3 separate regions of the Homo sapiens genome follow, and all the other regions are linked to region 3. Evidence: chromatin loops called from intact Hi-C (ENCODE). Cell type or tissue: heart left ventricle. All regions are shown on one strand. Each heading gives the region's core, and the rest is flanking DNA. Links, peaks and the distances in the headings are about the cores only.

Region 1 (10,535 bases), core at 876-8,875, 160 kb after region 3:
GCTCTTCCTGAGTGCCTGCTTTGGCTTCTCAGAGGTGACCACAGGTTGGGAGGGAGGTTGACAGTAGGTTTGCACATCCTCCCTGCTCAGTGGTAGGCAGCCAAGGGAGTAGGCAGCATGGGGCTGCTGGGTCTTTTCACCCACCTGGGTCAAGTGAACAGTGACTCATTCTCAATAGTCATGTTCTCAGGTTACAGACCTTCCCTTCTTCACTCACCTCAGAGAAGGTAAAAAGAGCTCAGTGTGCAAGGCACTGATATGTATGTGCATAGTAACCTGATTATGAGATTCTGTGTACTCACGGTGGAATAAGAGTGGTAAAGCAGTATCTATAGTTTCCTTTTCCTCTTTATGTCAGAAGGAGGACAGAGAAAGGGGAGAAAAAGACCAGGAGTCAAAAGAAGACAAGGACATGCAATCTCTATGTATTTTCATGTAGTGCTGGGTCACTTTCCACCACTAGAGTGTGACCTGGATTCTAAGCTTGATACACAAAATTGACTCTTGACCTGGGCAGGCTCTCCCCACCTCTTCTCCATGCTGCCACCTCCACTCCAAGAAAGCCTAGCTCCATAGTGCGTCAGGAACATAAAAATTTCTTCTGAATACTGTGGTTTTTCTGCATTTTAAAGAAGGTTTCCAATACCTTTGAACCCAGAGCTGCATACACATTTGGTGGGAGTTTGGGTGGTGGACAATATTGCTGTGTTAGATTGTGGGCTGGCCCAGGGTACAGTGTATGATCAGGGTATGTTTGCTTAAGGGTCTGTTGTATCTGTGGTGTTAATCTGTCTGGGAAGCAAACTCTAAATACATCAGAGCAATATCCCTCTGAAGTAGGCACCGTTAGAGAATGAAGCCTCTCCCCAAGGAGTCTACTCAAGGTGCCTGAATTGACATCATTGCTGAATGAAGGTATCACCCAGGTATCAATAGTGGAAACATTCATAGTGCTGCCTCTTTGTGCTTAGTGGAAAATGAGGCAGAAAGTGAGAAATTGGTTTGGGTTTTACTAAATAAAGAGGAAGAAAGAAGAACAAAAGGGGTCAAAAGAATGAACCAGCTGGTTGGAAGGAAAGGTAATGTTCCTATTATCCCCAATCCTGTCTGCTCCACCCACATACAACCTGATCTGGACGCCACCTCCTGGAGCCTCATCAGGCACTGTGAGCATATTGGCACCATCCTGGTGGAAACGTGTAATGGCCTAGTATTTCAGCCCAAAAATAATGTTTATAGAAATATTGTCAGATATGGTATGCCCCTCTCTCCTCTCTGGGGATGATGGCCTTGGTATGTTCCTTCTGGCCATGATTGATGACAAGATGCAGGAATTATCCTCTGTACACAGCTCAACCATCAAGGTTGAGGCACCACCACGTGATTTTCATGCTCTGGCTGGAGCACTGACAGACCTCCTCCAGAGACAACAACAGTTCATGTACCACAGGTGAGTCCTACACCTTGCTCCCTGGAGCAATGTTTCCACAGGTTGGCTTGGGCCCCAGTTCAACACTTTGAAGCCAAAGCAGTCAGAGATACCAAGTGGGTTCTCAACCTTGCCTACTTTTAATCATTTTTCTGTCCATTGGACTCTCTTACTTCATGTCATCTGGATTAAAGCCACAGACTTCAAGGGATGTCAAAGAAGGCAAAGAAGCTATCGAGAGAATGGAGCTACTAGTTCTTTATTTCTTTTTAAGTTCTTTTTTTTAAAGTTCTTTTTAAAGTTTTTTTTTTTAAGTTCTTTTTTTAAGTTTTTTTTTTAAGTTCTTTTGATGATGAACTTAAAGGAAACTTTTTAAGTTCAGAAAGGCTGAGTTACCCAATAAGTGAAAAATCTGGTACTGGGGAACTCAGGGGATGTGACTGCTTGTCTGGTGATGTTTGGCATGAACAGAACAAAGACACCTAATCAAGGGCTGAATGATTCCTCCAGGAATATAATCAAAGTCATCCGTGACCTCCAGGTTTTTGCTTATCTCTAGAGACATAAAGAAGATGAAGCAATCAGGCAGAGTTTTAAGACAAAGGAGTAAAGAAAGGATTTCCCCAATCTTACTCTGCTTCCTGCACTGTGTTTCTCCTTCCCAGGATCCATCCCATATGAAAAAGCAGGAGGACAGGCTGGGCGCGGTGGCTCATGCCTGTAATCCCAGCACTTTGGGAGGCAAAGGCGGGCGGATCACGAGGTCGGAAGATCAAGACCAGCCTGGCCAACATGGTGAAACCCTGTCTCTACTAAAAATACGAGAATTAGCTGGGTGTGGTGGCACACGCTTGTAATCCCAGCTACTCGGGAGGCTGAGCTGAGTCGGGAGAATCGCTTGAACCCGGGAGGCGGAGATTGCAGTGAGCCAACATCCAGCCTCTTCACTGCAGCCTGGCCACACAGAGCGAGATGCCATCTTAAAAAAAAAAAAAAAAAAGGAGGACAAAACTCATTCACTGCATACCAGTGGGAGAGATGAGGAGCTCTTTCTCATGTAAAATAAAATGTTGAAGCAAATTTTGTGCCTAGACCTAGGGCTCACCGTGTTGCTTAATTCCACGGGTCATTTTTCACTTCATATAGATGACTCTGATATCGAATACAATGTGAATGGGCTCCCTGGAGTCATAGGATACTAAGCTCTATACCCCACACCTAATAGAGGGCTAATAAAAAATGCATGAAGGGCTAGGTGCAGTGGCTCACGCCTGTAATCCCAGCACTTTGGGAGGCCAAGGCAGGTGGATCACCTGAGGTCAGGAGTTTGAGACCAGCCTGGCCAACATGATGAAACCCTGTCTCTACTAAAAATACAAAAATTGGCTGGGTGTGGTGGCGGACACCTGTAACCCCAGCTACTTCAGAGGTTGAGGCAGGAGAATTGCTTGAACCCGGGAGGCGGAGGTTGCAGTGAGTTGAGATTGTGCCATTGTACTCCAGCCTGGGCAACAAGAGTGATCATCCATCTCAAAAATAATAATAATAAAATAAATAAAAATTTAAAAATGCACGAATGGGCTGGAGCTTGGGGATGGAGTGGCTGTGGCCTACATATTTTGGGAGGTTGGTGTTTTAATGTTATAAGAATGTTTTACATTCTTTTATTTATTATGAAAGAAAATAGAAGCATCTAGCTGAGGCTCCAAACAATCACATTTTAACATTTCATCTGCCATCATCAGAATAACCCTCTAAAGAAATTTCCTTTAAAATGTTCCTCTTCAACAAATGTCCACATAAAACTTGTACATGAGTCTTCACGGCAGCATTACTCATAATAGGCAAACAGCAGAAACAATAAAGTGTTCATCAACTTATAAATGGATATGTATACTTATAAATGGATATTTACAAGTTCATCAACTTATAAATGGGTATGTAAAGTAAGGCATACCCATACAATAGAATATTATTTGGCAATAAAAAGAAATGAGTACTGATACATGCTACAACATGGGTGAGTCTTGAAAACATTACACTAAGTGAAAAAAGTCAGTAACAAAAGCCTACATATCATGTGATTCTATTTCTATGAAATGTCGAGAATAGGCAAATCCACAGAGACATAAAATAGATTAGTGGCTGCCTTGGGAGAAAACAGGGAATGACTACTAATGCTGCTAATGGGTGTGGGGTTTTGTGTTGAGGCGATGGAAATGTTCTAGAATTATATTTGCTGATTGCTGTACAACTCTTTCAATATATTAACTTGATTAATTTATACACTTTAAAGGGTAAATTTTATGGTATGTGAATTATATTTCAACAAGGCTACTATAAAAAAGTTTCCACTTTAGATGCAAAGCTCAGAAGTACAAGTAAATAGCAATTCAACAAAGCAAAAACTAAATGAAAAAAAGAAAACACTGCCTGTACCTCAAATAAAGATGGAAAAGAAAAATATCAAAATTGGTTTTCTTTGAGTTGTGGAACTCTCATCAAATTTTTCTTTCTACTGTATTTTCCACATTTTAAAAAATAGGCATGTATGAATTTTTAATGAAAAAACAAACACCAAAACTAAAGCACATAGAAAAAAAAAAAACAAATAAGTACACCAAGAAGTTAACAGACTTTAGCTTGGGGGAGTAGGATGGTGATTGATTTTTAATTTCTTCTTTTTGTGTGTCTTTATTCTCAACTTTTAAATATATAAATAGGCATTACTCACTTAAATAAAGGGAGAAAATTCCTGGATTATGGACATGGCTGAGCTCATTTTCATGTGCTCCCAGAGGTCTGGCCAAGGTGCCATAGGCCTTCATGGAAGGGCGTGCACCATCATGCTAGGCTTGAGGATTCCTGAAAAAGCATACTGAAGCTCTGGAAGGAACCATTCATGACCAAAGGTAGAAGACGTGACTTGCCCACGTAGAAATTAGTCAGCCTTTAACATGTCCATTTCGGTACAGCAGTACTTGCTGTTCATCCAGCTTTGATGCTGAGGATAGCCGGCAGTCCAACATAAAGGTAGCTCATCAGTAAATATCTCCAAAACTCAGAAATTTCATTGAAGACTGGTTACGGCGATTATGAGTAAATACTTTTATCTTCCCTTTCTTTTATATCCACTCTTTCATCCTTTGCTTAGCTAATTTGTATCCCTTCCAGTCTCATCTTAAGTCTTCCGAAGCTTGCCCTGACCTCTCTCTGTTCACCTCACCCTTTCTCTGGTTTGAGGCTCCTCCTATGTGCTCTCACAGCAAATTGCACTTCCCATGTCACAGTATTTATTGCTTCAGAAGGTAATTTTCTGTTCAGTTCTCTGCCTAACTACATCATGCGCTACCTGAGGCAAAGACAGCTGTCTGTGTTGTTCACTATTATATTCCCAGTACCTAGTTTAAAATAAAGAAGCTAACATTTACTTGTGGGATGAATGAATAATATGTGTATGGCTCTACAGGAAGCACTGCATCAGTCTCATATCTTCATTCTACACAGGAATTGGGAAGGCACGCTGGATTAAAAGTGGTCTTCCATGCTAACGCAAGACATGCCTTCTGGATGGGTAGTGATACACAGACTGTGTCTCCAACAGAAATCTGGAGAACTACAAAAACATGTGGTCATTTGAATCTATCTCCCTGTTAGCTAGGGAGAGCTCAATTTTCATTCCAGAGAATCATCTATGTTATTCCTATTGTTTGAGTTATTTTGTTTTTGTAATTGAAACCTGAAAAGGAATCAAAACACTAACAGGAAGCATACGCTGCTAAACAACATCAAGGGCTGGGGGCAGGGAAGAACAGACGGAAGTAGAAAAGGGAGAATGAAAACAAACAGAATAAAACAGCATTCCAAAACGCACTCTTATTCTAAGACAGCAGGAAGCTATCTGACTGTGGTTCTCATGATGTAAAACATTTGACAAGTTGGCTCATCTTCAAGAGAAAAAAAATAATACAAACAACTTCTTGATTTCAATCTAGACTTTTTCTTGGACATCAAGCCGAAATATATATATATATATAATCTTTCTTTTTCCAAGCTGGGATCTTAGCCAAAAAAAGAAAACAGAAAATTCTGAAATTCAGTTTTCATTAATAGGATTACGTCATATAGGTCGGGCATGGTAGGTTCCACCTGCAATTCCTTGGGAGGCCGAGGTGGGTGGATTGCCTGAGGTCAGGAGTTCTAGACCAGACTGGGCAACATGGAGAAACCCCATCTCTACTAAAATACAAAAAATTAGCTGGGCATGGTGGTACACGCTTGTAGTCCTGGCTACTCAGGAGGCTGAGGCCCAAGAATTGATCCAACCTAGGAGGCAGAGGTTGCAGTGACCCAAGATCACACCACTGCCCTTGAGCATGGATGGCAGAGTGAGACTCTGTCTCCCAAAAAAAAAAAAAAAAAAAAAAAGGATTATGTTACATAGGCTAAACATAAACACTGAGAAACAGTGAAAAGACTGGATGAACAGAATATCACCTTCAGAATGAACAGAAAAAGGTTGGCTGTTTATCCTGATGATTTTTAAAAAATGTTTTTAATGCTCTTAGAAGACAAACATGCTCCTTCACTGTTTGAGCTCAGCAGTTACTACAGTAGGCACTTCAGGAGTGTCTGTATATCTGGTGCCTTTCCATTCTCTCCCCACTCACCCTCCTATCAACACACACTTGCTAGCACCTTTTCCCTTTAGGAAAGATGAATCCCAGGAAACATGTGACGCCCCCTCCCTGACCACAGGTGACTGGATCAGCACCAACACCTTCCCTCACTATTACCAAATATATGTTCTCAATTTAAAGCAACATACAGATGGCAAAGTCAATTTGGTTTTAATTCATCCCCCTTTATATCAAGAATAAATTTATGCTGCTTTGAATCACTAATTTAAACACTATTCTATCACAATATAGTGAAAGAAGGAAAAGGGAGGGAGGAAAAACAAAAGGAAGGAGGGAGAAAGAAAAGAAGGAAGGGAGGAAAGGTGGAAAGAAGGAAGAACGGAAGGAGGGAAAAAGGAACAGAAACATATTAAGCATTTCCACAGAGGTAAAATAAATACACATTAACCTGAGTTATGTTCTCAAAGTGATTCAATACATTTTGACCTTTCAAAAGTAAAATCTTGTTATTGGGATTGAGAATTTATAGATACTGAACGTATCTATAAATTCTGCTTCAATCTAAACAATTGTACTACATTAGTCAGGCAGTCATAAAATTACCCATGAACTTTGAATTTAAGTATGAATCCAGGCAGCAAAAAAAAAAAAAATGAAATAACTCTCCTCTTTTGAGAAATATGGAATAAAACTGAATAAGATGAAGCCATTTTCGAGAGTATTTACCTACCTGGTAAAAACAAAAAAGAATTCTTTAACATGTAATGCTATGGTGAATTTAGCTGAATTCTAGTTAAATCCAACATAACTAGTAATAAAATTATATTCATTTATTTAACAATCATTTACTGAAATCTACCACACCAGGCCCTGTAGCAGGCACTAAGGATATAACAATAGACAAAATAGACATAAATTCCTGACACATGCAGCTTACATTTGAGAGGGGGAAGATAAAATAATAAAATATACAGCATAGTCTGTTATATGTGGTGATAAAAGTAAAATAGAGAAAATGAAACAAGGGATGGTCAGGAAATTCCTCAATTAAAAACTTACATTTGATAAAGATCTGAATGGACCTTTAAGTGTATCCACATAGTCTAAATGTTTAGATTGAAGTGATACTTTCTGAAAACAAAACATGAAGGGCAACTCTTCCTAGGTAAGAGTAGACTTTCTGTTCCTAGAACAAGGATACCATCAAGGTGGCATCATCCAGCCTTTGTCCAGCTGGCAAACACCATCAAAGTTTCGTGGAGCCTTCCCAGACTCCCTTACTCTCAGACAGGATTAATCATCCTCTCCTCTGTCTGATGCCTCCTCACTACGTACAGACTTTTATGACATACCAGGCGTTCTTCCCTAGTAAATTATAGGCGCCTTAAGATTTTTTTTATGGCTCTGTTTGCCCCTAACATGTAGCACAAGGACTTATTCATTATAGGATTTATTATATAACTCTTTTTTTTTTTTTGATACTGGGTCTTGTTCTGTCGCCAGGCTGTAGTGCAATGGCACAATCTTGGCTCACTGCAACCTCCACCCTCCACCTCCTAGGCCCAAGTGATGCAAGGGCCTCAGCCTCCCAAGTAGCTGAGACTAAAGGCATACGCCACCACACCCGGCTAATTTTTGTATTTTTAATAGAGACAAGGGTTTCACCATGTTGGCCAGTATGGGCTTAAACTCCTGACCTCAAGCGATCTACCTGCCTTAGCCTCCCAAATTTCTGGGATTACAGGCATCAGCCACTGCGCCTGGCCCTCATTTTTTTAAATTTACTGTAACTGTAATTAGTTACAGTAAACACAATTATAAAACAAACATCTCAATATCCAAATTAGTAACCACTAAATAAAACAGCAGTTGGCTAGATTATCCTTGTAGGGTACTCCCACCTATAAATTCTTCAAGTGTTTCTCACGGCTTATAGGAGAGACCATTAAGAGAACTTAGCCTGGCATTCAAGGCCTGCAGCAGCTGGATCCTGCCCGCCTTCCCAGCCTCCTCTCCAGCCATCACCCCACACCTCTCCGATTCCAGTCATACCACCATGTTTATCGTCCCCTAAAGCCATGGCTCTGAGTCTCTGCAGAGGCTGTTTCCTTTGCCTGGAGTCCTTGTTCTCCCTCTGTGCCTGGTAAACTCCTGCTCATCTTAAGCATCTGTTCCAGCTTGGTTTCCTTTTAAAAGTCTTCCATGATTTCCTCAGGTAGAGTTACTCTTTCCTCTGAGCTCCCAAATTTCCATTCCTCAGCTACAATATTTATTACATTGTGGTGTAGCTGTTTCCTTGCCCAGCTTCTCCACTTGGCTGAGACTTCTTTGAGGATAGAGACCATTTTACTCATCTTTGTACCTTCAGTAGGTAGCAACAGTGCCAATCACATAGTAGTAACTTAATAAGTCTAGGTTGACTGAATGTTGAATATGTTTTAAATGCTTGATTGAGAACATTCAGTGACATTGTCAGAGAGAAGAAAAACAAGTTTCTAGTGTACTTTTTTCTATATACCATTCTGCACTTTGTGTAAGGTGGCTCACATTGTAAAAGCATACAGACCTAAACCAATAACATCATTTACCTAAAAAGCAAGAATCCCTTACATCCTTGGTGATAGAACATGTATGTAGTATGCTGTATTTCATATGACATTAAAGATTTAAAATACAGTTGAAATTAGAAATGTAAATAAGTGGAAGAACTAAATAAGCAAGTGGTTTTAATTGGGGATGAGTTTGCCCCCTAGGGGACATTTGGCAAAGTCTGGGACCATTTTTGGTTGTTACAACTTGGAGGATGGGGCTGCTGCTACCATGTAGTGGGTAGAGGCCAGGGATGCTGCTAGACATCCTATAAAGTAGGGGTCCCCAACTCCCAGGCCACGGACCAGCCTGTTAGCAACCTGGTCATGCAGCCGGAGGTGAACAGCGGGAGAATAAGCAAAGCTTCATCTGTATTTACAGCCACTCCCCAATGCTCAAGTTACCACCTGAGCTCCACCTCCTGTCGGATGAGCGGTGGCATTAGATTCTCATAGAAGTGCAAATTCTATTGTGAACTGCACATGCAAGGGACCTAGGTTGCATGCTCCTTCTGAGAATCTTATGCCTGATGATTTGTCACTGTCTCCCATCACCCCCAGATGGGACCATCTAGTTGCAGGAAAATTAGCTAAGGGTTCCCACTGATTCTACATTATGGTAATTTATATAATTATTTCATTATATATTACAAGGCAATAATAGAAATAAAGTGCATGATAAATGTAGTGCACTTGAATCATACCAAAACTACTCCCCCCGGCCCCTGGTCTGTGGAAAAATTGTCTTACACAAAACTGTTCCCTGGTCCCAAGAAGACTGGGGGCAGCTGCCATAAATCATAGGACAAACCCCGCAGCAAAGAATTATCTGGCCTTAAATGTCAATGGTACCAAGGTTGAAAAACTCTGACCTAACCCTTTTACCTCAAGAAACTATAATTTTTTTTTTTGCAAATTACTATAATGACATTGAAGTTATGATGGGTTCTTAGGGGAATGTAATTGGTTCACTAGTCAACTGCTAGGAATGTACAACTTCTAAAAATAATTGTAAAATGTTGTACTCTGAACTCAGGGAAATATCAATCTTGAGAAAAGTGAAGGGCTGGGTATCATGTTCAACATTTGATCAGTAGTAATTTGAACTCTGCTAAAACAATTAGATGATAATAAACATCATATTCAATCTCAAAACATTTGGGTAATTATTAATAAGCATTAAAGAAAGCATTATTGCTGATAAAATGGATGATGACTTTGGAAAGAATCACTTGGCTACTTAGCAATAAGCTTACCAACCTTTGTAACATTTCAGCAATGCATACAAGATTAGGGTAGTTTAAAAATCAGAAAATACATCAAAGCAGAATCAGAAAATGTGAAAGTACTCTAAATAATGAAAACTAAGCTTAACTTGTCACCCAGATTCCAGAATATATGTTAAGAATATGGTGAGAATAGCAACACTTCAAACTTACTTACCTTATTCCAGTGACAATATAGGAATGTGATGCAAAACAAAATCTCTACCTCTGTCTCTAACTTGTTACTGACCATATTTTGACAACCTACAGGTGGGCTTCACTTAGATTTACCTTTGACATACAAATACAGATTGAGCATCCCTAATCTGAAAATCTGAAATCTGAAATGCTCCAAAATCCAAAACATTTTGAGTGCTGATATCACCCTACAAATGGAAAATTCCACACTCGGTACCTTTGCTTTCTGATGGTTGAATGTACACAAACTTTGTTTCATGCACAAATTTATTGAAAATATTGTATGAAATTACTTTCAGGCTATGTGTATAAGGTATATACGAAACATAAATGAATTTTGTGTTTAGACTTTAATCTCATCCCCAAGATCTCATTATGTATATGCAAATAGTCTAAAATCCAAAAAACTCTGAAA
Region 2 (10,535 bases), core at 1,928-9,927, 94 kb after region 3:
TTTAGGAAGTATCTCAATTTCCTCTCCACAAAGTGAGAACGTATGAATGCTCCACTATCCTTCACTTCTTCTCACCTGTAACTCCCAGGTTTTGTTAACTATACCTGACTTTTAAATTACTGGTATTTATAACATTTACAGTATACCCTATCTTTGTTTTATGAAGTCTTGGGTTTTTTTGGTTTTTTAATATAAAATCTTGTGGGTTGTTTGTTCGTTTGTTTTAGAGACAATATCTCCCTCTGTTGCCCAGGATAGGGTGCAAGTGGTGCATCGTAGCTCACTATAGCCTCAAATTCCGGGCTCAAGTGATCTTTCTGAGTAGTTGGGACTACAGGTGCGTATCACCATGCACAGCATATTTTTTTTTTAATTTTTTATTTCTTCAGAGACTGAGTCTCCTATGTTTCCCAGACTGGTCATGAACCCCTGGCCTCAAGCAATCCTCCCACCTCAGCCTTCCATGTAGTTGGGATTACAGTAGGCATAAGCCACCATACCTGGCAAAGTCTTGTTTATATAAAGGCTTTTAAAATAAAGCCTTGTTTTTAAATAAAGTCTTGGTTTTTAAAATAAAGTCTTGTTTTTTTAATAAAGTTTTGTTTTATAAAGTCTTGTCCTTATTTTGTTAAGTCTTCTAAGCTTTGTTTACTGGTTGATTCTAAAAGTTAGAAAGGAATAGCATATAGAACATTATTATTATGTTGATATTATTCACTGCAAAATCAAGTATTATGATTAAACCTCAGGAGAAAGAAATGTAATCCTATGTAAGGAAAACTTTGCCACTCAAAGGAAATGATTTAAGAATCAAAGTATCCAGGCACAGTAGCTCATGCCTGTAATCCCAGCACTTTGGGAGGCTGAGGTGGGTGGATCACTTGAGGCCAGGAGTTCAAGACCAGCCTGGCCTGCATGGTGAAACCCTGTCTCTATTAAAAATACAAAAAAACTAGCCAGACATGGTGGTGCATGCCTGTAATCCCAGCCACTCGGGAGACTGAGGGAGGAGAATCTCTTGAACTGAGAATCTGGAGGCTGCAGTGAGCCGAGATCGTGCCACTGCACTCCAGCCTGAGCCAGAGTGAGACCTTTTCTTAAAAAAAAAAAAAAAAAAAAAAAAAAAATCAAAGTAAACTTAATTTTCTTTTCTTTTACTCCAGTAATTCCTCAGCATCATGCCATATGAAACAGTTTACTTTGTTTCATGTCTGGAACATGACTTTCTTGTACAAGTTTTTGTGTTTTTCCTAAAGTTTCTTGTTGCTTTTTTTCCAGATTACACAAGAAACATATAAACGCTTCATCATTGCATTAAGGTAGTCCAGCTTCTCCTCCTATGCTCCCCACCCCCCGTTCAGCTCCTCTGTTTATCTGCTCTCTCTTACTTGATTTCTCAATAGAAAGGTATTTGACATCCTAGATTAATCTTTATGATCTCTCACTTTTTTTCTCTCATAGTTACTTTGTCTGTTTGCTCTACTTTTAAACCTAGCCTTTTATTGAATGGAGGGAGGGAGGGGCAATCATATTTTTAATTTCCTCTTGTTCTCTTTTTGCATAAAACCGTGTACTTTCTTTATAGATACCATTCTTTCATCAATCTCTGAGGACATTAACTAGAATTTTTTAAAATTTTTCTTCCCTAAATAACCTGTTTTTGTTGGTCTATGACTTTCTTTTTTCATCTTAGCCCTATCTGATGCTGCTGGTTTTCCCCAGATATCTGGCCATCAGTGGTTATCTGCACAAACTCATGAGAGAAAGACTAGATTGATGAATTCAAGTAGCTCGTGTGGATTTCCTCTGTTGTTAAGTGGGGTTTTTCTTAACAGATATCACACCGACTGGAAGGATTTCTGTGCTAGTGGGCAAGTCATGTCATTGGGTAGACTTCTTTAAGATACATGGGCAGAGAGCGCAAAAGTAAATCAGGGTTCCACTCCCAATATCAGAACAGGAGGGTGTGCTCTGGGCAGGGGTTGTGGTGGGGCATACCTTCACCAAGAGTACTACCCCCATCCTAACTGTTAACTTGCTTCAGCCATTCACTTGCAAATGTCACCATGTCAGTTTCACTGCAAATGTATTCTGCATGGGTGACAGGAGCAGCTGTTTTTTATAGATCCTTCTGCCAACTTTCCTCACTGGTTCTCCTTATCTGTCAATCTAAGCTACTCCGGAAAGAATGGCTTGTACCTGTGTTACAGCCTTTTGTACTAGGGCTTATGTATCAGTACTCACTCATCTATTAATACTTTTTTTTTTTTTTTGAGACAGAGTCTCACTCTGTCACCCAGGCTGGAGTGCAGTGGCATGATCTCGGCTCACTGCAACCTCCGACTCCCAGGTTCAAGAGATTCTCCTACCTCAGCCTCCTGAGCAGCTGGGACTACAGGCACATGCCACCACGCCCAGCTAATTTTTGTATTTTTTAGTAGAGACGGGGTTTCACCATATTGACCAGGCTTGTCTCGAACTCCTGACCTCGTGATCCGCCCCCCTCGGCCTCCCAAAGTGCTGGGACTACTGGCGTGAGCCACCGCGGCCCTATTAATACTTTTTTATGCCAGAAATGTGTCTTTGATCTGGTGATGATTCCACCCTAGAAATCCTCATTTGCCATAAACAAATAGGCCCCTTAGGATATTAAGGATTTTCTGGCACTTCTCATTAGACAAAGCTCATGCCAGGGTTATGGGATATGGAGGAGAGAAAGCCTTTGGACACAGACAGAAATCATTTTAGATTCTGTTCTGCTACTTACTAGCTGCACAAGTACATGATATTTATTCTAAAACTGTTTCCACAACTATAAAGCACAGACAATATCTTTTTCACTGAGTTATGGTGAGGACTAAATGAATAAAGTGTTGACAAATAATGGATGTTCAAATGTTAATTCCTTTCCACTGGAGTGTCTTTACTTAAATACCTGGGATTTAATAGGTAAGAAGATATGTATCTATTTAGTTAATACATAGTATTAAATAAAATATTAAATCTATCATTGGCATTCTTTTAATTATCTTCACATTAAGCTCAAATATTACTTTAGATAGGACTTAATATGTGCCCATGTCCTGCTTGAGATCACTTATTATAAGGTCTTTATAACATAGTTCTTCAAAACATGGATTTCTTTTGAAGTGTTTTAGTTACCATAAAATATATCTATTCTCTTACATCTTCAATCTATTTAATTAGATTAACTTCTGTATTATCATCATTACAATTGTATACATTAGTTTAGGACAACCACCAAGTTGATTTTGAACATATTTACTTCAAAAACTTTGCAGTGCACTTTTCTCCCAGCAAAATGCAATAAGGAAAATGTTCAAATAGAAAAATATATACTAACCTACATAGAGGCCAGGGTAAAGAACATGAAAAAAAAAATAAAGCACTTACTTGTGTTGTACTTTGATCTTCCATTTGTCCATTCTTTAGATAAAATACTTACTCCCTTTTGGACTTGAAAACAAGCCTCCTTATAAGGAAAAAAAGTCATTTAACTTTTAAAGTGTGACTAAGTGTAGCCAGTTCAGACTTGTGCTAATTCTGTATGTGTTGTCACAAGGTTCTTCTAACTTTTCAACTCTATTCTTGAATTGCTGTCCTATAAAAGAAAAATTTCCCGATAGCAAAGATTTTTCTGGAAGGTGGATCAAGAGGAAGACAACATTATAAAAAGAAGGAGCAATACTTAACTGACATCATAGAGTTTGAAGTATCATTTGAGAGAGAAAAGTAAAACTCAGTGATCTTTTGTCTTGGCTGAAAGGAATTGTGGACTAAATTTATTTTTAATCACAATAAATATTAATATTAGACTAGATAAGTTGTGTATCTATTTTCCTCTGTTCTATTAAAGTTTTAAATTTCTATATCAACAGTCTTAATGCAAACGTGACTTTTATTTTAACCTTCCTTAGAATGTGGGGAAAAAATACATAATAATAGTCAGCAGACAGAGATAAGGAAACCGAATGATGATATAAAAAGATTTGTTTTCAAAACTTCAGTAAAAACAAATTATAAGAACAAACCCTAAGCTGTTCACAGTGGGTACTTCTGAGGATTCAGGGAGTGGGATGGGAGAAGTGGACGTTCATTCTTTAAAATTTGGTGCTTTTTTCTTTTTCAAAACAGGAGTGCACCATCTTTATGATTCTGGCAACTTGAAAGCTTTTTAATTTTTTTTAAACGTCATTATCCTATAGCCCAATAGTGCAAACACATGGACTAAAGGAACTATGTGGTAGAATTCGTACTTACATCAGTATGGCAAGTAATAAATACATAGATCATTTGACCTAAAGGAACCTCCAATAAAGGATGCCTAATAGCTTAATACTCTTTACCACAAATGTCTGCCCAGTTCTTTCTTGTTCTCCTTACTTTGCAGTTCTTGTCCATTCATTCTGCTCTCTTCCTACACTTAGTAGCTTTAATTAAATTCTATCTCCTTGCTCACAAACAATCCCCTGAGAGAAAAGCTTTTAAAATGGCATGTATTTTGTTTGGCTAGCAAAGTATTTTTAGCACTTTCAAATAAGTTGTCAATATTTAAGAATTTGGAGATCCCAGGCCAGAGGCAGTGGCTCACGCTAGTAATCCAGCACTTTGGGAGGCCAAGGCAGTCAGATCAACTGACGTCAGGAGTTCGAGACAAGCCAGGCCAACATGGTGAAACCCCTTCTCTACTAAAAATACAAAAATTAGCTGGGTGTGGTGGTGGGGGCCTATAGCCCCAGCTACTCGGGAGGCTGAGGCACAAGAATTGCTTGAACCCAGGAGGCGGAGGTTGCAGTGAGCCCAGATCATGCCACTGCACTCCACCCTGGGTGACAGAGTGAGACTCTGTCTCAAAAACAACAAACAAACAAACAAACAAACAAAAAAGAATCTGGAGATTCCAGAATCCCCAGCTCCTCTTTGAAGATCAAAAGATCTGACAACACAGGACCCACATTCCAGCATGGCAATGGGGAGTGCTTACAGCTGACCCGTTAACCTGGGTGTACCCTATTACCACTCCAGTAGGACTGCCAAGGCCATGTGTCATTTAGCATGCCTCTTGTACTGTCTTTTGTCTTATGGGAAACAGTAAAGTAATTTCTTATTTACACTTTTATTTTCTTAAAGGGTAGGGAAAAAGGAAAAAAAAAAAATCAAGCCAGATTTTCCAAAAAAGGGGGATATTTCTTTATAGAAATGAAGATGATTTACCTATGTTTAATATGCAAACAAAGGGTGTGTATGCTGAAAGAACCAACTTAATAACTGTAAGAAGCCTGCAACAGAGAAAAGCAGGAAAAAAAATGTAATGAATTTGTTTTTAAGTGGGAACAAAATTAAATACTTCGGTAAAATGCAATTACATATAAAACGAGTATTTTCCTATTTCAAATCTACTTCATTCATTTTAATGACCTAATTGGCTCTGCAGTTATTTGAGTTTGACCCCATATTTAGAAGCACCCCCATAACACAGCCACACAGGTCACCTACCCCTGCCCTACTTCTGTGGTCTGAGGAAGTAAACAACAAAGGCTGTCCAGACCAGCAGTGATTCTTTTCCACTTCCTTCCTCTTCCTGCTCTGAGCAGTAGTCTGCAAAGGTAAGAGCAACAGCTGTAAAAATTCCTATTAACTCTTCAACTCCATGCTTCTTCTTCCTACACAGGGCCTCTCTCACTAGATGCACAGAATGGCAAAATGCCCATATTAAGAGCTGAGGCCTCCCCTTGCTAATGTGGTTCTGTTCATTTTTCAAGGTCATAGGCCTTCAGTTACAGCTGCAAACATTCAGGACAGATCTTCAATCCCAGCCTTGACCCCTGTGGGAGGGAGCAGAGAGCCAGTTCAAGACAGCAGCCAAACCTAACAGAGGCATCTAGTTTGCACAAACATCATGAACAGATCAGTAGCTGCAGGGCGATGCCAAATGCTCTCAAGTTCTCAATTTTAGGAGAAAGGAAAGGAGGCTCTGATCAACTATGTCTGAGTCCAGTCTGAATCCCTAGGACTGATAACAGTTTAGATCAAGTCCCCAATAAATGTTTCCTTTATGCAGAATGTGGCTCTACTCTCTCTAGAGGCAGCAGACATCTCTCCTCAGCTCCCCGTCATTACTAAGGTCCAACCTCTAGTAAAAATGCTGCCTTGTCTTGTAGTTCACTAAGTAATTCCACATGGCTTCTCTTATTTCATTCAACCAGGAAAGTTGAAAGGTAGGTAGGGTTGTTTTTACTATCATTTCCAATTTACAGAAGGGAAAATAGAAGTGAGAACTTAAAAGTGCTTAGTGTGACATATTCAAAGTCAAAGAAAGAGTGCTGGGCCTCATGTCTACTACACTTTTATCCAGTCCACCATAAACTAGAAATATGAACAGGGAGATAACACTAAAAATCATGACACTGTAGCCCTTTATAGAGAAAAACAAGTTACCCAAAACAGATGTTCTGTAACAAAAGCCTTGTTAAATAATTGGGGAACAGAATTCAGGAAAAATTAAGATTTTCAAAATATTTTTATATAGAAATTTTTTACAAAGATTTTACAACATAGCAAATCATTATGTCATACTGTAGAAAGATGAAGCAAAGGATTAAACTCCAAGGATAAAGAAAGTGCTCATAGCAACGTATTGCAGTCTCCATGAAAGTGCATATAAACGGTTAAGGCAAAGTACCATCTTGGTACAGACATGTTGCAAACTGACTTTTAAAACAATTTTTTAAAATATATACAAACTTTTTTTCTTCTATTCTTCTCAAAGGCATTTGAAAGGGATACTTTTATGAATATTCTTGCTGTAGAACAATGTAGAAATAACTTCTGGGTATAAAACAGTAAAAATAAAAATATTCTACCTGAGTGTGTTAAATCAAGTGATTTGTAAAACAAAACCTTCACAAGTGTGGGCTTTCTACATGTAACTTGCCAGGCTGAAGGCTTACACCCTCATGTTCTACAACACAGATCACTAATGATGATAACATGAGTTAAATTGGGATTCTTGCCCTTCTGTGTGGCTTTTGGCTTCTAGGTTCTATGACCAAACTATTGACATATTTGAAGTCTGTATGCAGTCATTGTGTGATAAATCTACTTTACAGCTTTGCTTCTACCTGCAGCTTACATGATAACCATGCTGTGAAGTGCTACATATGCTTCATACAATATGTTGCCCCATCTGATAATAAAAATACAAAGGTGCTCTTTAAGCTAAACCATAAACCTTATTAGAGAATTCTAGTTAAGTGTTTTGTTTTTCCACATACATGTAAATACCTTAAGATCAATAGGATCAATAAGGATAATATTAGTTATCAAAATTTAGTCTTCATACTTGAAGAATTTGTTTTTAAAAATAACTAAGATGCAAAAAAATAAATTAGCTAGTCTTGAACAAGAGTGAGTTTTGCAGAAAACTGACATATCTGAATTCTAGTACAGATAAGAATCTGTCAAATGATAACTGAATTCACGTGACTAACCACTCTTTTACGTAAGATTGTATCTACTCATGAGAAATAGGGGAATTCAGTGTTATCATTATAGTCTCCGTATTTAAACTGAGTTTTTCTTTTCCAATTTTTTTTCCATGCCTCAACATAAGGGAAATTAATCAGTTAATTTCTGCTGACTTAGGTTTCCTAAACAGCTTTTAGTTCTCAAGGCACAGCTGTGGTAAAAACAGAGCAAAACACCCAGCCATTTATTGGAATTCTGCAGTACAAAATAAGCACATGTGCTCTATATAATCTAGTAACAGGATAGCAACAGTTAAACTGTCTCAAACAACAGATGTATTTGCTTGATTTTCCTTCCTAACTTCTTTTGCATCAGGACCGCAAGCAAAGAGCTTGTTTCCCAGAGTATTTTGGGCAAATCGGAAATACATAATGTGGCCCATTGCCACAAAGGAGACTGAAATCAATACGAGCAAGCCAAAAGCTTCAGGATTTGGAGCCAGGATGACCATGATGAAATGCAGAAGATCAAGAAGATAGTTCATGGAGTTCTGTACACCATTTATAATGCCTCTTTCAGATTCAATTACATTTTCTTGCAGCAACTGTGTCACAGTTAAATCAAAGGACCAAAGACCTATAATAAAATATTTTTTTAAAGATTAGATTTTAGTTTACAGGCATACATTTCAAATCACAGATAAAAATCTGTTGACATATGCAAAATATACATTTTAGCCTGACTGTCTTTAAGTCACCTTAAATATACCATAGCCTTGCCTTAAGAATTATTTTTCATAAATAAATATTGGGTTATTAGTGGCCTCAATAAATGATTTTTACAGTCATCAGACAAAAAGAAGTCTAATCTACAAACTTCTTAGTTCTGTTTTTCTGTGATTATTCATACTACAAAAACAAAACTTTGAAATCAGAGACATAATAAATCCTATTATAGTATAAGTACTAGTATTTTTTAAGTTTCAAATGACCTAATAAATGGTTATGGTTAAAGTGTAAGGAAACTTTAAACCATTGTTATATTACTGCTAGAGTTCTAAAGCCCAAACAATAAAGCTGTCTTGCCTGGAAATTAATATCTTCAATAAACTAATGAACTGTTTTGTATCACAAGATAAAAACAGTTTCATTTCAAGACTGAATTCAGAGATAATTCATCAGTACTCTATTAATTATTACTTAAATTTTGCTTTGTAAGAAGTCTTTATGTTTCCTTCCAGGGCTATAAAATCCATTTGTGTGGCAAACTATATAATAAATACATATTTGCTAGAGAAGACCTTTGAAGGATTTTTTTTATCACTTTCACATCTTCTTTTAAAGCCAAAAACATTACCTTTTTAGTGTTGTCCTATGGGAATATTTTCTAAACTACAGTTTTTTTGTTAAGGTTATTGCAATATCAAGACTCTACTAGATGGCAGTATAATTAATATAGCTAATATCTTTTATAAATTAAATTACATTTAAAAAGTAATCACTTGAGCTCAGTAATTCAAGACCACCTTCGGCAACATGGCAAAACCCCATCTCTACAAAACATACAAAAATTAGCAAGGTATGGTGGCACATGGCTGTAGTCCCAGCTACTTGGGGGACTGAGGCAGGAGGACTGCTTGATCCCAGGAGGTCGAGGCTGCAGTGAGCTGTGACTGCACCACTGCACTCCAGCCTGGGTAACAGAGCAAGACCCTGATCTCAAAAAAAAAAAAACAAAAAAAAAAACAAGTAATATTTAAGATATTCATTTAGAAAAAATTATTTTCAAGCCTGAACCATGTTTTAAGTATATGTATATAATAAAGTAAACAAATACAGGTTTTCAAACTATAAAATAAAAAACACAATAAATATAAAGTATAAATATGTAAAATAAAAATTTCGTAAGAGTGGATTTTGCTTAAATTAACATTTAGGGAACATTTCAGATCATTTATTAATGGATTCTCTGAACCTACATTACAAAAAGACACTTTAGTTCATTAATATATAAAAAGAGATTTCTTACCGATTCTAGCAGCAATGACGCCTGCAAACAGCAGACTGACAGAGATTATGGGCACAGATTCAGGACTTGTCTCCGGGACAATATTAGCAGAATTAGACCCATTAGACATGTATATTTCAGTTGTAATTTCAGGTATCTTGGTAGGTGTAATTGACTCTCCTTGAATGAACCTTGATCGGATATCTTCAAAAGGAGAAACGGACAAGTCCAGGGGGCTTCCAGGCATGAATACAGAGATCACACACAAGATCAAACAGGAAAGCTGTGCCAATCCTGAGATCAGACCTGTCCGAACCAAACCACATTTTCGACGTAGCCAAGTAAAAGCTACAGTTCCCATTATTCCAGTTATAGCTGATGCTCCCATCAAAATACTGAGGATGGAACCACTCAGTCCCTGAGTGTAGGCGTACCCTGTGGTGATGCAGTCAAAGCCCAGGACAGTCATATAAAGGAAAGCAAGACCCATGCCAGCCAGAAACACAGGCTGGTTGTAGTAGGAGACCCATCCATCTCGGAAGGTACGGAAGGGCTCAGCCATCTGGGAGGCACAAGTAGGCTCTTGCTCATGTTCAAGCTCATGGATGTTAGAGTCTTTCACACCCATTAGATGAGTTCCCTCCAGGGGTTTTGGCTCAGTATCTGTTAAGAAAAGATACCATTATTTTGTTGGGGAGGACATGTAGAAATAAAAGCCAATTATTAGTAGTACTTTTTTTCCTTCTATTCCCCTTCCCAATGGGTACCCTTGGTTAGACATTGTAATATGTATTTTCTTTTACTAATAATCTAAGAATTCCAGCCAAGGAATAATCATCAAGTGTCATTTTTATTAAATAAACAAAATACTATTGATCTATCCCTCTTTTTTTTCTCTCTCTCTCTTGCTCTTAGAAATTATACTCCCACCAAAGTAAACAGCAGGAAAACTCACCAGATAAAATATTAAAATTGTCTAAAAAAACACAGCGTATTGGCCAGGCACGGTGGCTCACACCTGTAATCCCAGCACTTTGGGA
Region 3 (10,535 bases), core at 1,155-9,154:
TTTCAAGTAGCATGAATATTTTTAAATGAGAAATAATGGTTACAGTACATAGTTGTCAGTGAAATGTCCTTACTGACTGTGTGGGTATGAGTTATTAGAAAAAGAAAAAATAGCTGCGTAAATATAAAAGAAATACAGATTTTAGTTGTTTTTGAGAACTTCATAACTTGAGGCATATATGAACTATATGCACAATGTATCATATATGTGTATATATCAGATTAAACTTCTTAATTTTGTTTGTGTACATCACAACTACATACCTTTAGTCTTCTGTTTAGCTAGATTTTATCAGCTTGCAGCTTTAGAAAATTTGATAAAAACCCCATTATAAACCAGTGATCTTTAAAACCAGTTGTTTTAGATTCATGAAAGAATGAAAAATGGTTATTTGATGGAATACTTTTGAGAAAACAGTCTGAAACAGTGTCCTATTTATCCATTTAGTCATTAAGGTAGTCTTTTGCAGGCTTTTGTTAGTTTTCAAACCATTAGATTTAATTGGCCACATTTGACTGGTGGCTACCGTGTTGACAATACAGCTGTTGCTATATTTGAGGAGAATTGATGTTTTTATAGTATTGAGTATTTTAATTTGTAATCATAATAAATACTTTTCCACTTTTTAGGTCTTTATATCCATGAGTTAGGATTTTTTTTCTGTGGTTCTCATATATATTTTTCACTAGACATTTGATGGTCTTTTGATAGTATGTTTTACTCTATATTCTAATTGACTTGCTAGTATTTAAAAATAAAATTGATTGTTATATATTTCTCTTATAATCAGCTAAATTTACTTATTCCATAAGTTTATCTATAAACTATTTTGGCTATGCCTTGGTGTAGTCATGCTGTCTGTGAACATGGAAGTGATTATTTCCTTCTTTCCAATCCTTAAGCCTTTCTGGTTTCATTTCAGTGCACTAGACATCCAGTTAACGTTGAATCAAAATGGTAATAATATTCTTAATCACAAAGGGAAAGTTTTCAATAGTTTAACTTTTAGTGTGGTGTTTGCTATAGATGTTATCCAGGTACTCTTGATGAGATTCAAAGGGTCCCATCCATTCCTGAGTTTCTGAGAGGTATTATCATGAATACGTATAGAATTCTGTCATTTGCTTTTTCTGCATCTATTCAAATAATCATGGTGTTTTCCTTTTGTTCTGTAAGTGGGGTTACATTAATTTATTTTTCAGCTGTTAAGGTAATCTCATTCTTGCAGTAAACTGCGATGACATGATACCCTTTAATATATCATTGGTATAGTATTTTGCTTAAGAATTTTCATCTGTCGTGAAATCGGCTTTTTTTTATATATATATAATATTTTTGGTATAGTATTTAAATGTTTAGAAAAATTTATCAGTGAAGCTATCTTGGCCTAAAGGATATTTGTTTGTCCAGCTTTTCTAGTTGTCAACAGAGGAGTTGGTCAGCAACAAACTAATCAGATATCACTGGAAAAAAAATTCCTGAACCAGTGATCATTTGTCTTCAGAGTATATTAAAAGATACGAAGACACTTTTTGTAGCTTTAAATGAGTTTATTTCTCTAGTACGGTAGCAAAAACAAAAGTGTTAATTATATTTTTCTTTCTCTTTTTTCCTCAAAACACCATCCTTTTAATTTCCTTGAATGGATATGAAGGCACCAGTCTGCTGAGTGGCGGTCGTGAATCTGTACTTGTAGAGTGGCGCGATGCAACAGAGAAGAATAAGGAGTTTCTCCCGCGTTTAGGAGCTACTATTGAACATATCTCAGTCTCGCCTGCAGGAGATTTATTCTGCACTTCTCACTCTGATAATAGTAAGTCTAAATTTTTTATTATGAGGAAATATATAAACACCATAAATTAGCTAGCATCTGTAGGGAACAGAGAATAAAGAGACCTAAAACTAAGAGTAGCGTATGAGATTTAATGAGCCTTCTTTTCCTTGCATTACTCCTCTCTTTTCCACCCCTCTCTACCCCTAGGCACCACCAGAATTCAACATTTTTGAGAATTATTTTTATAAAATGGAAGGCTAAGTGTATTTGGTTATTGATGTGCCACTTACATTTTCAAAGTCTTTTAGTGTGGGATGACATGAGGAAATAAAGGGAAGGTTTGGAAGTGGACATTGGTGCTTTCATAAACCTTCCGTTTTCAAAAGAATACTGCAAGATTCTCTTTTGATACAGCTGTTACCTGGGGGCAAGAGTCCTGTAGATTTGATAGAAATAGAGGCAGTCTTATATTTCTCCAAAACTTTGTTCATCCAGTGACTACTCAGCCTAGACTAGGATATCTTTGTAAATCCACTTCCTTTTCTTTCAAAAAAGAACATAACTGTGAGCAGTCCATTTAGTGGCATGAAAAAGTTAAACTATTTTTATTAGATATACTCTATAGATTTTGCATTAACACTTAAAATGTGTTCATAGGCACAACTGATAAAAACTTAAAGACTCCAACAGAAAAGCCCCTATCCCCACCCCTAGATTTTCCACTAACTCACAAAATGTATTCCTGATTTTCTAGTAGTACTCTGAGTTCATTGAACTTACTGGGTTGTTTTGTATTCTGGTATATTTCAGAATATAAACTCAGGTGACTCCTTCACCTTGAAGCTCTAACCCAGGGGTGTCCAATCTTTTGGCTTCCCTGAGCCACATTGGAAAAAGAATTGTCTTGGGCCAGACATAAAATATACTAACACTAATGATAGCTGATGAGCTAAAAATAATAATAATAATAATGTTTTCAGAAAGTTTATGAATTTGTGTTAGGCTGCATAAAAAGCCACCCTGAGCCACAGGTTGGACAAGCTTTCTCTAACCTATTGATATTTAAATACCTATTTTTTTCTACCCACAGAGATAATAATTATTCACCGAAACCTTGAAGCATCCGCAGTAATTCAAGGCCTAGTGAAAGGTATTGCAGAACTCAGTGGATTTGGAATCATGAACATTTTAAAGAGTGCATATTTCTCTTATTTCACCTGTTATTTGTCACCACTTCTGCAGATAGGAGTATCTTCACTGGTTTGATGATTGATCCAAGAACTAAAGCTTTGGTTTTGAATGGAAAACCTGGCCACCTGCAGTTTTATTCTCTCCAGAGTGATAAACAGTTATACAATGTAAGATTTTGATCATTAGCCTTGAAATTAATGAAAGCTCTTTACAGTACCACTGGAGTCAAGCAATTTGTTTAGTAGCTTTTAAAACAAGATCCTGTGCATATGTTTACTTGAACATAGTATTATCCGTGGTTACTTAGTTCAGTTGTTCAGAGCATAATTCCATTGAGGCCACAGTTGCAGGTTACATGTAAGCCAGTTGGCACTCCTGTACGTGCTGTCTCTGTCTTTTGTTTCAGAATGCCCTCCTATTAGCTATCCCATACATCTGTGCTTTTGAGTCACAAGGATAAAGAAACAAAAATAGGTAGATTGACAGTACAAATTTGTATCTGCTTCGTGGTGAAACACTATCATATTCACATATTGAAGATAAAATTTTCAGTGTAGATTAAAGAGGAACACTTCTTCCAATCCTGATAAGTCCAATCCAGATGTCCCACTTTTCTTGTTCCCCACAGTACTCTTTACAGATCTCTGTCATAGCAACTGTGACACTAGCTCTTTCTCACCGTGGCCTTTAGACCCCTCAAAAAAAAGGAAGCATATTAATCATTTTATGCTTATCTCAAGTATAATGCCTGTAAATTGTAGGCATTTAGTACACTTAATAGTAGGCATTTTATTTACTTAGTATAGGCAAGGAAATGGGATTTTTTTTAAAACAACCATAAATAAATGCTGGCCTACTTACATTGGCTATCTTTTTTCATTTCTTAAAGATTGTAGGTTTATTTCTGTTCTGCTTGTTTCTGTTGACAGAGAATCTAGCCTTGAGATGATGTAAAGCTGTTTGTTCTTAGAAACAAAAGAAAAGCACTACTATAAATTAACGGTTCTGTTGTATCATATAGTGGGTGTTAGTAATCGCTAATATTCAAGGTCATTGAAGAATAATTACCACCAAATTGATACTATTATAATGTGTTCCCTTTTTTAATGGCAATTTTGGTGTCCATAGTAACAATTAGTTCATTTTTGCCTTTATTTAAAAATCTATTACTATACAGTACAGAAGTTGTCTTGGATGTAGTTAATTATCATTTCTTGAATGCTGTAACATTTGTGTATTTATGTTAATAAACATTTTGGTTTTTTGGTTTTTTTTACTCATCAGTTAGATATTATACAGCAAGAATATATTAATGATTATGGTCTGATCCAAATTGAACTAACAAAGGCTGCATTTGGCTGCTTTGGTAACTGGCTTGCAACAGTGGAACAGCGGCAAGAAAAGGAAACTGAGCTTGAATTGCAAATGAAACTGTGGATGTATAATAAGAAAACACAAGGGTAATACTATCTGTGTAGCCACTTAATTTCAAAGTATAAAATATTTCACTTCCCATTTTACAGTTTCAATTGTCTTTAAGATGTTTCATCTTGACAAGGTTTAGATTTAGAGATATGGGAGAGGTTTTATTCTAATAAAACCTTTAAGCTTTCTGCTCTGAGAAGACATTGATGTCCTCTAAGTCATAATGTCATCTCATAATGAATAAAGAAACATGGAAAAGTGACACCTCCTCAAGGGCATAATACCGAATTCTAGGCAAATCCAGGGTTAGAATCCAAATGTTCCCTTGCTCTTCCGTTAACAGCATACTGCCTTTTGAAAAGAGGGAGTGTAGGTAGAAGTGTAGCATAGTATAATGTAGCATGGATGTTGTGATTAGATAAGGAATCCACTCTCGTACTGTGGCTATAATAACCACTTAACAGATCTTTGCTGTGTGCCAAGAACTTGGCTTAGAGCTTTGTACCCATTATCTTACTCTTCAAAAGAACACTGTAAGATAAGCCTGTTGTCTATATTTTATAGGTGAAGAAACAGGCCCAGAGAGATTAAGTGGTTGTCCCTAGTCACTGTTGTTATAACTTGTGCTTTTTTAAAATCACAATCCTATGCTGCCTTGATGTTCTTTTAAGAACACAGTCCTAGTTGTCTTTCATTCACAGCGTTGCCCTCTAAGCTCGAAATAAGCTTTAAGAAGTCATTTAGGTGACTAAAAATAGTAAATAATGACCAGCCAGTTTGACTAAGTAGTTTCCTGTCTATTTTTCCTTGCCCCAGGTGGGGCGTTTCACGGCCTTTCCATTTTTTATTTTCAAAAGTAGGCAGGAATCTGGGTTCTATACAAGTTTCCTACAGAGTTTGATACAGTAGGCTTTTGAGTATCATTGATTGGTGACCTGTATTATCCTCATTTTGTACCAATGTACTAGTGGGTTGACTACTACACAGAATGTTCTCTAAAGTCACACAAGGGCAAAGGTGATATATTAGAACTCTTTGCGTCCTGTGGCCATTAGAGGTAGAGCACTCAATTGTTTGTCATTCTACGTGATTATCAGTTGCCTGTTGTTCAAGATGCTATTGTAAAATGTACAGCATGTCAGAAATTCTTATATACATCACTTTGTCCTCATGCAAGAATAAATTTGTGGTTTCCTTCCCGCTAGGTTTATTCTTAACACTAAAATTAACATGCCACACGAAGACTGCATTACAGCTCTCTGTTTCTGTAATGCAGAAAAATCTGAACAGCCCACCTTGGTTACAGCTAGCAAAGATGGTTACTTCAAAGTATGGATATTAACAGATGACTCTGACATATACAGTAAGTTATTAAATATGTTATGTTTAAAGTGTGCACAATTTTAGGAATTAATTTCTTTTTCTCATGACTTGTATCCATCCTGGGAGGACATTTTCTACTTTATTGAATTCTACAGGATATTGCTTAATCTTAATAGATTTAAGAGATTACATTTTACATGCCTTTTTCCTCAAATCTGTTCTTTTTAAATGGCATTCTTGATTAATCATGTGCTGATTATTCTGTTTTTTTAGGGTAAAGTAAAAGGGGCTTTTACCAAGAGTCCTTTCACTCCTCCACTAGAGGGAGGTCAAGGTCTCCAGGAGAGGGCATAAATTTCAGAACAGTCAGTATTTTGTAGCAGTTCTGACTTAAAGAAGTTGTGGGGAACAGGTTTTCTTGTTTTGTGTCTTTGTTTCTTTTTTATTTTATTTGTTATTTGTGTGTGCATCTTTGTTTCTTAATCCCTACTGCTTATAATGTCCCTCATTTAGCAGTCTCCCTTTAACAGTGGGGGATACAATCCAAGACCCCCCCGCCCCAGTTGATGCCTGAAACTGCAGATAGTACCGAACCCTGTATATACTGTTTTTTTCCTATACATACATACCTGAGATAAAGTTTAATTTATAAATTAGGCACAGTAAGAGGTTAATAACTAATAATAGAATGATTACAATAATATACTGTAATAAAAAGTGAATATGTGCATGCTCTGTGTCTGCCTTTCTCTCTCTTTCAAAATATCTTTTTGTACTGTACACAGCTATTTTCAGACCTCAGTTGACCCCTAGGAACTGAAACCACAGAAAGTGAACCCTCAGATAATGGGAAACTAGGGGGAACTACTGTAGCATTCTCTAGCATTTACACAATTTCTGAACATTATGGCTTATATTTCCACAGAAAAAGCTGTTGGCTGGACCTGTGACTTTGTTGGTAGTTATCACAAGTATCAAGCAACTAACTGTTGTTTCTCCGAAGATGGTTCTTTACTAGCAGTTAGTTTTGAGGAAATAGTCACAATATGGGATTCTGTAACATGGGAACTTAAATGTACATTTTGCCAACGAGCTGGGAAAATAAGGTAGGTAAATCTTCGGGAAGTATGTAGTACTATTTTTTAACTTATTTAAACAAGTCTTAAAACTTTAGTAGTCATTTATGCCCTCTCCAAAAGTAGCCTGAAGGTCAGTGGGGCAAGCAGCTAATCAAAATGCTGGAAAGCCAAAAATTCTGAGTCCACAAACTGTGCCAACATTTCTGAAATTCAGGTTAACATTTAACTCTTGGCCTACATATTTTTTCTTTGGAATACTTTCATGGATGTGCTGAATGGTAACAGAAGCTATACATAAGCCTCAGGGGATCCAAACCTTCTTATTTTCTGTGTATTCCCATAAAAACCGTGTTATGCGCCAACCTCATTGTTTCCGAGAGGTGCAGGGGAAAGTAGCAGCAGCATTTTCAGGTCCTGCTTCAGGTAGTTGGGCCTGAGGACAGAATCAGATGCCTAATGAGATCGTCTCTAATTCCCAGCATGTCTGATTCTGAATTTACTTTGTAAAACTTTCTTCACAATTGAAATCGCAAGTTTTCTTCTTCTTGGTAAATAGGATTTTTGTCAGATGACTGTACGTTTCATGTACATTTTCTCTGTTAGATGTAAATTGGTATACCGCACAGTGTGTTAAAGAATTGGTCATCCGTTCTGTTTTCCTAAAGAAATAGCTAACTAGACCCTTCCTTTTGTACTCCTTAGACACTTTTTTCTTCAGGATAATTATAAACAAAAATATATATGTCTATATAAAAATCTGCATTACATAGAACAGCCGCTGGAAGCCTGCAGTTCTTTGTAACTGAATTTGCTAGAACTGACTGTTGCTAACTTCCTTGTGGTTTTAATCTAGGCACCTTTGCTTTGGGAGATTGACGTGTTCAAAGTATCTACTTGGTGCTACTGAAAATGGCATTCTTTGCTGTTGGAATCTGCTGAGCTGTGCATGTAAGATATTTTTTACTCTAAAGTGATCTGGCAAAGCGCATAAGGAGTTGACATTAAACTTTGGCATTTTAGGACTTAGGGATCATATCATCAGGTCTGTACTTGGAATAGTCAGTTTTTTACGTGACATATGATGCCACCAAAATTTGGAATACTGGGCCTGTAATAGACATTATTTATTAACTGCTTAATTGTTGGTACGTCAGCTTCCATTATCCTTACCTTTTTCTACTGTTTTCAGTGTGTGTGACTTTCTGATGCCCTCCATATTCCCCATCCTCGTAACAATTTGAATAATGTTTTCTGCTCATTTTTAATACTTACTAATCTACATTATCCCTGACAGCTTAAATTCAAATGTAGTCTATCACAGTCCTAACAAATGTGAACTTAGTGGCATTTTACCCATTTGAGTGTATGTTTGGAAGGCATAGTAGCTGCTTATAAATGAATGTGTATGGTAACTTTTTTCAGTATTCTTTACAGTTAACTCTGGTTAACATACTGTACACATTTAGCAGCATCAGAAAAGCACTAGACATAAATTTCAATGAAATAATAATCTTTTCATAGTTTGTACAAGGAGCACTACAGTTCCAGTATGTTTTTCTTTCGGCCTCTCACTTTAGTGCAGCATTCTACAAATCATTTCAGTGTGTCTCCATGTGTGTTAGTTGGAAGCATAAGATTCCTCTTCCTAAGAATAAGAGAAGTTTTTTAAAGCTTTTGGTAAATCTTTCCTTAGAAGTGAATCACCTTTGTTTTTCCCCTCAGTGGAGTGGAATGCAAAATTAAATGTTAGAGTTATGGAACCCGATCCTAATTCAGAGAATATTGCTGCAATCTCTCAGTCTTCAGTGGGTTCAGACTGTAAGTACAAACCACACTTTGTAGTAAGAGAACATCTATGACCTAAGTTTTCTTCTTAATATAATTTGAGCCAAACTTGCCTTCACATCAGATGTTAATTGGAAGCCATTTTGCTTGAGGCACGGCCCTTCTTTGCCCCAACACTTTGTCATTGTGTGCGTCCATACTTAGTTCTAGGAGAGCTCCAATATGTTTCTTATTTTTCCACAAGCCAATTCGTACTCAATCTTTAAAATTCAAGAGATTTCACCAGTTTGACATATTTCCAACTGCCCCTGAGAAGCTTTAATTGGTCATCCTCTATGTTCTTGAAGCAGTTTCTACATATCTCATTTCTAGTACTTACAGACAAAATACTACTGTAATAATATTTTGGTTTCTGTCTTCTGCAGTGGGCCCTGGCCTCTGGAGCACGAATTCTTCTTTCTGTTTTTCATCCTCATAGCCCTCATTCCTAACCTGCCTGGCCCATAGTAGGAACACAGTAGATACCTCTTGAATCAAAGCCTAAAACAGTCATGACTTGGGCCAGTTACTCAATGGGGTGAGTCCCAGGATTAGTGTGATCTGCCAGTCTGAGGCTAGAACTAACCTTTTCAGGCAAAATGTTATTGTTTCTTTGTTTTTTCCCTCTAGTGTTTGTATTTAAACCTAGTGAGCCAAGGCCATTGTATATTCAAAAGGGTATCTCCAGAGAGAAAGTCCAGTGGGGAGTGTTTGTTCCACGAGATGTCCCTGAATCCTTCACCTCAGAAGCTTACCAGTGGCTAAATAGATCCCAGTTTTACTTCCTAACAAAATCACAGGTAACTGCCTCCCTCAAAAAAGGCGATCACTTTGTACATGGAATTTTAGACTAATAGCCCATGACTATTGGTGTGAGTTTGTTTCTAGGTGAAACAGCTTCATTAAAGGATTATTTCCCAAAAAATTGTCTAATATGCTCAGTACAGCAGCATTATTAATGTAAATGTATTACCGTTTTACCCCACACTTTTGAGGTTCCTTAGGTATTGCTTGTATTAACTCTGTGACAGCAAAAAAGCAGAAGACAACTAAAATACTTTAAATTGCATGATTCTTTTTTCTTTTTCTTTTTTTTTTCAGTGTTTGATTTGCAATTTTTAAAATGGTGGCTTGAGTTTTGTCTGTCAGTTATATTTTTTATTCATTACCATTTCTTAAGTATCTCTCAGACATAATCTTGTAACTCTCATCGTGGTTATTAAATAGGTTTAAATCTTTTATTCCTTTTCTGTTGTCAAATATATATATCAAAGTGAAAAATTTGACCTTCTCATTTTTTAACACCCTGTAACACCTTGTTTAGATTTGCACTCTACAGTTTGTCTTTTGCATCATTAATTCTCTCTTTTCAGAGTTTATTGACATTCAGTACAAAGTCTCCAGAAGAAAAACTCACACCAACAAGCAAACAGGTATGTTTTAGCCATTCATAGCAGGATGTATTGCCTCCCTAAAAGGATACAATTACCTTTTAGAAGTCAACTATGAAAAAAATATTTCACTTGGCCCTAAAATAGAATTAAAAGCCATATACTTATAAACTGATATGTGTCTCTTGAAAGTTTTAGTGCTCTTTTAAAATTATTTTAATTTATAATATCAGTAATATATAATTCTGATTTAAAGAGTCAAATATTTTTACAAGGCTCTTCAGAAAAAACTTCTCCAACACCACTACCATTACCCACAAAGACAATCACTCTCAAATCTTTTAGCTGAAGTTTTTATTTAACTCTGAATCTCTAAGAAATCTCTAAGAAATGTTTATATTTCTAATTATAGGTTTTTCAGATTTAGGTATTATCTGTTAACTCTGATCTATTGACGCTGAATTTTTAGCTGTTTTTCACATCAGCACTCCCTGCATATACACAACACACACTTTCCCTACTTGTCCC

What was found. Hi-C counts contacts between places; a loop is a spot of excess contacts. Peaks named below come from ENCODE experiments on the same cell type or tissue, not always from the same donor. Only the 100,000 strongest peaks of a DNase experiment are listed, where the experiment ranks them.
Region 1: it touches region 3 in a loop (6-fold over the local background); 60 of 110 quality-filtered maps call a loop at or near these places.
Region 2: a loop joins it to region 3, with 2.4 times the contacts of the local background. A loop is called at or near these places in 21 of 110 quality-filtered maps.

Annotation. Positions count from the first base shown.
Region 1 is chr2:189,624,696-189,635,230 of GRCh38, forward strand. No RefSeq gene overlaps it. Among named protein-coding and RNA genes, the nearest start is that of ASDURF, 31 kb to the right of the region's middle. In heart left ventricle, for the core only: CTCF peaks have their summits at 4,693 and 8,834 (motif pointing left); no DNase peak of the experiment used is centred there; H3K27ac peaks cover 1,093 bases.
Region 2 is chr2:189,554,068-189,564,602 of GRCh38, forward strand. It overlaps SLC40A1 (solute carrier family 40 member 1), which reads right to left. Exons shown (of 8, transcript NM_014585.6): 7 at 9,517-10,158; 8 at 6,523-8,124. The coding sequence ends at 7,811. Among named protein-coding and RNA genes, the nearest start is that of SLC40A1, 21 kb to the right of the region's middle. In heart left ventricle, for the core only: no CTCF peak of the experiment used is centred there; a DNase peak (open chromatin) is centred at 5,894; H3K4me3 peaks cover 299 bases; H3K27ac peaks cover 3,740 bases.
Region 3 is chr2:189,460,830-189,471,364 of GRCh38, forward strand. It overlaps WDR75 (WD repeat domain 75), which reads left to right. Exons shown (of 21, transcript NM_032168.3): 9 at 1,655-1,813; 10 at 2,865-2,924; 11 at 3,017-3,132; 12 at 4,250-4,425; 13 at 5,596-5,753; 14 at 6,639-6,819; 15 at 7,646-7,740; 16 at 8,515-8,610; 17 at 9,247-9,416; 18 at 9,990-10,049. Among named protein-coding and RNA genes, the nearest start is that of WDR75, 25 kb to the left of the region's middle. In heart left ventricle, for the core only: a CTCF peak has its summit at 6,030 (motif pointing right); no DNase peak of the experiment used is centred there.